2 separate regions of the Homo sapiens genome follow, and region 1 is linked to region 2. Evidence: read pairs that join two places in POLR2A ChIA-PET (ENCODE). Cell type or tissue: Panc1. All regions are shown on one strand.

Region 1 (2,500 bases), 60 kb after region 2:
TTGAACTCCTGACCTCAGGTGATCCTCCTGCCTTGGCCTCCCAAAGTGCTAGGATTACAGGCGTGAGACGCCTCACCCGGTCTGGTTTTTTGTATTTGTTGTAGAGATAGGGTTTCACCATGTTGGCCAGGCTGGTCTCGAATTCCTGACCTCAAGTGATCTGCCCATCTCAGCCTCCCAAAGTGCTGGGATTACAGGCGTGAGTCACCGTGCTCTGCCCAAGAGCTGATTTTTAAATCAGATTTTCTGGCCTTTATTGTTTTTGTTTTTGCTATTGAGTCATTTGAGTTCCTTATGTATTTTGGATATTAACCTTTTATCAGATAAATGATTTGCAAATATTTTTTTCCCTTCTGTAGGTTGTCTTTTTATTTTGTTGGTTGTTTTCTTTGCTGAGCTTTTTAGTTTGATATAGTCCCACTTATTTATTTTTGCTTTTGTTGCTTGTTTTTTCAGTGTCATATCTAAAAATATTTTTACCCAGACCAGTGTCAAAGAGGTTTTTCCCTATGTTTTATTCTAGGAGTGTATTAGACTGTTCTTGTGTTACCATACAGGAATAACTGAGACTTGGTAATTTATAAAGAAAAGAGGCTTAATTGGCTCACAGTTCTATAGCCGGTGCAAGCATGGCACCAACATCCGCCTGGCTTCTGGTGAGGCCTCAGTAAGTTTACAATTATGGCAGAAGGCAAAGCAGGAGCAGGTGCATCACATGGAGAGAGCAGGAGCAAGAGGAGCAGGGGGAGGTGCCACACACTTTTAAACAACCAGATCTCACCTGAACTCTGAACGAGAACTCGCTCTCATCATCAAGAGGATGGCACTAAGCCATTCATGCAGGATCCGCCCACATGATCCAAACACCTCCCACTAGGCCTAACCTCCAGCACTGGGGATTACATTTCTTTTCTTTTTTCTTTTCTTTTCTGTCTTTTTTTTTTTTTTTTTTTTTTTTTTTTTTGAGACAGGGTCTTGCTCTGTGGCCCAGGCTGGAGTGCAGTGGCATGATCTCTGGTCACTGCAACCTCTGCCTCCTGGGTTCAAGTGATCTTCCTGACTCAGCCTCCCAAGTAGCTGGGACTACACACACCTGCCAACACGCCTGGCTAATTTTTGTATATTTTGTAGAGATGGTGTTTCATCATGTTGGCCAGGCTGGTCTCAAACTCCTAATCTCAAGTGATCTGCTCACTTTGGCCTCCCAAAGTGCTGGGATTACAGGCATGAGTCACCACACCTGGCCACATACATCTTTTGACTCATCCAAATGATGGTATCTGTAGCAGCTGCTCTTTTCTTCTCAGTGTCCAGCACCTCATGGCTCATTCAGCTTTGTTGGAGAAAAAAGATTGAATCATCACCATTTCCTGTGAGGTGTGCATTAAAAGCCAATGTTGACTTATTTCCTAAGAGCTTCTTAGAGACTTTACAACGCCAGTAAGTGAAGGTAAATTCAAAACCTTCAACATACAACTCTAGCTCTTGAAGACTGCGTGCACACCTTTAAGGAGGTCAGTTTTCAGATTCTCAAATTCCATATGTGCTCTTTCCTAAATCTGATTTCCTTGAAAATGAGCCGGGGTTCACAGTAATCATTCTCTAAATTCATAGTGAATAGCATCCCTCCATCTCAAATCTCATGTAGTGCATTGCCTTGGGTGTAAATAGCTCCAGAATATCAAACAAATGGATAAATGGAAATACTGGTTTTAGGGAGGGCTCCTTGGATAATTAATCAAGGTATTTTAAACATCCAAGACTTTAAGCCTTTTCCTGTCATATAGATATATGTGAAGCTCACTAAAATATTTCTATTTCAGCCCATGCTGGGATACTCAGAATTTTAGCCAATTCAGGGATATTTGAGCCCATTTTGGATCTCTGAATCTAGGATATCGAAGGAATATGGGAGACTTATGGCTATCCTCTTGAACATAAATGGGATTTTTTTTTCTTTCTCTGTCTCCCAGGCTGGAGTGCAGTGGCGCGATCTCGGCTCACTGCAAACTCCACCTCCCAGGTTCAAGCAATTCTCCTGCCTCAGCCTCCTGAGTAGCTGGGACTACAGGCTACATGTGCCACCATGGTGCCACATGTGCCACCATGCCCAGCTAATTTTTTATATTTTTAGTAGAGATGGGTTTCACCGTGTTAGCCAGGATGGTCTCAATCTCCTGACTTCGTGATCCGTCTGCCTCGGCCTCCCAAAGTGCTGGGATTACAGGAGTGAGCCATCGTGCCAGGCCATAAATGGGATTTTTGATGAACCATTACTTTTTTTTTTTTAAACATTGGATAAAATTTATATGTAAAATTTTACTTGATTTCTTTCAGATTTGGTTAACTTTATTCAATAAGATAGTAAAAGGCTATTTTATCAAATCATATCATGGCATATCTGTGTCTTTAACAGCCTCGTCTTAGTTTTTTCGTCTTTGAAATGTTCAATCACTCTATTATATTTAAAAGAAAGTAAGTTTATTTAGAGCTTTAAAAA
Region 2 (2,500 bases):
ATCATTTTATTTTTTCATTTGTGAGGCAATTCATACTTCAGCTGTGAAGTCTGATTCTTACTGCTTTTATTTACATCTTTATGTATGATGCAATGTAATTTATGTAATTATTATGCTTGATTTTTACTGTGTGTCTTCTCCAGAAGGAAACTTGTCCAAGGCAGGGAATTTTGTCTCCTTTGCTCACTGAGGTTCTGCAAGGATCTAAAAATGCCTGGCACATGGTAGAGGCTAAATGAGTATTTTGTGAATGACTGTCTTTTCATAGGTCCCTTTTTAAAAAGCAATCAATATTAAAGATTCGGTAAAAAGCAGTTCGACAACATACATCAGCATCTTAAAAGGTGCTTAACTCTTGATGCAATAATTCTTCTTTAGAACTAAAGGAATAAAGACCATTTATATACAAAGCTATGCAAAGAAGTTTATTGATAATGGATAAAATGGAAATGACCTAGATGTTATTTAGGTAGGGAAATGCCTAAATAAATTATAGTACATACATAAACGAGAATGCCGTGCAGCCATGAAATCAGTTTTTAAAAACTTAACAGGGTAGATTAAGTAAGAAAATCAGGATATAAAATAGTATATACATCATAGCCCCAAACATTAAAAAAATGCATAGGAAAAACTAGTATTAAATTAAATAAATGTAAATAGTGGATGTTTTTAGGTTGCATACTACAGTAAACTTACATTGCTTTTACACACAGAAAAAAAGGTACATTTTCAAAGAGATTTAACATGAGCACTTTCCCTAACACACTTTTACTGTTTCTCATGTAATGTGTCTTAGAAGGGAATTTGTACCAAGAGAACAGTCTATGGTTTCTCTTAGCTAACATGTTAAACTTTAATAAATCCAAGTTTTCAGGGATACTTAATTTTAATTGGTATTTTTGTCTCTTAAGTGATTTTTCTCCTCAGGAAACAGACCTTAAATTTAAACTGTGGTGTTCCTATTTCCTTCTACCTGAAGCTTAAGACTTTTATCTTTATTTTACTTTATTTATTTATTTATTTAGAGACAGAGTCTCGCTCTGTCACCCAGGCTGGAGTGCAGTGGCAGGATCTTGGCTCACTGCAACCTCCGCCTCTCAAGTTCAAGAGATTCTCCTGCCTCAGCCTCCCTAGTAGCTGGGATTACAGGCACCTGCCACCACACCCAGTTAATTTTTGTATTTTTAGTAGAGACGGGGTTTCACCATGTTGGCCAGGGTGGTCTTAAACTCCTGACCTTAGGTGATCCACTCGCCTTGGCCTCTTAAAGTGCTGGGGTTACAGGCATGAGCCACCACACCTCGCCAAGACTTTTATGTTTAAAGAAGAACATTTGTAGTCCTATACTTAGAATACTTAAGTAAGTTGCTCCTCTGCTTCCCTGAAATTAAAGAATGAAATTGCTGAGGGATGGTGGGGAAAATGCACAGTATTTTCACACTGGGATTAAAAGTCTCATACTCTACCAACTGACCTAGCCAAGCAGTTCAATATTTTGAATAAGAAAAGTTTTGTTATAGTTTAGGTGTCATTACCCACCAGCAATGTACTATTTAGTAAGTCATGCCCAGTTTCCGCTTTTGTAAAGTAGCGCTAATTACACTACCAAATATGGCTGACATCATAATCAAACAAGCTTATACACAGGAGTACTTCGTAAATGATAAATGGTAGTTATCAATTTGCATAATCTTGCTAGGCAGTTATAGAGTTCATTAAAAAAAAGGGTTATCAACTAAATTCTGACTATTATAAAATGGCATCTAAAGTCCACGAATTGTTAACAGTATCAACTTGACAGAATACCTTCAATTAAAAACTAACTTTTAAAAAAGAGAACTGATACTGAAAATAATTCCCTGGCTGGGTGCCATGGCTCACGCCTGTAATCCCAGCACTTTGGGAGGCCAAAGCGGGCGGATCACCTGAGGTCGTGAGTTCGAGACCAGCCTGCCCACCATGGTGAAACCCCGCCTCTATTAAAAATACAAAAATTAGCCAGGCATAGTGGTGGGTGCCTGTAATCCCAGCTACTCGGTAGGCTGAGGCACAAGAATCTCTTGAACCCAGGAGGTGGAGGTTGCAGTGAGCCGAGATCACACCACTGTACCTCAGGCTGGGCAAAAGAGCAAGAGAGCAAGACTGTCAAAAAAAAAAAAAAAAAAAAAAAAAAAAGAAAGAAAGAAAGAAAGAGAAAAGGATTCCCTAATAAGTTGTTTCTTCATTTTAACATTTTTAAATTTAATTTCTATTTATTTTTATTTTTTTTAAATAGAAGCAGAGTCTCACTATATTGCCCAGGCTGGGTTTGAACTCCTAGGCTCAAGCAATCCACCTGCCTCCATTTCCCAATGTGCTGGGATTACAGGCATGAGCCACTGCACCTGGCCAAAGTATTTCTAAGATTTGGGCAGTAGGAGATACCAGAAGAGCTTTGCAGCAAGTCATGCTCTTTGCTCCCTCTACTAATTTGGCAGCCATCAATATTTATAATGTA

What was found. Peaks named below come from ENCODE experiments on the same cell type or tissue, not always from the same donor. Only the 100,000 strongest peaks of a DNase experiment are listed, where the experiment ranks them.
Region 1: POLR2A ChIA-PET joins it to region 2 with 13 read pairs; 5 of 35 experiments call an interaction of 5 or more read pairs at or near these places.

What each region holds. Positions count from the first base shown.
Region 1 is chr1:67,161,933-67,164,432 of GRCh38, reverse strand. It overlaps a transcript of IL23R not described here. Among named protein-coding and RNA genes, the nearest start is that of IL23R, 3.3 kb to the left of the region's middle. In Panc1, no CTCF peak of the experiment used is centred here; a DNase peak (open chromatin) is centred at 1,362.
Region 2 is chr1:67,221,781-67,224,280 of GRCh38, reverse strand. The region is part of intron 7 of IL23R (interleukin 23 receptor); the gene reads right to left. Among named protein-coding and RNA genes, the nearest start is that of IL23R, 57 kb to the right of the region's middle. In Panc1, no CTCF peak of the experiment used is centred here; no DNase peak of the experiment used is centred here; H3K27me3 peaks cover 246 bases.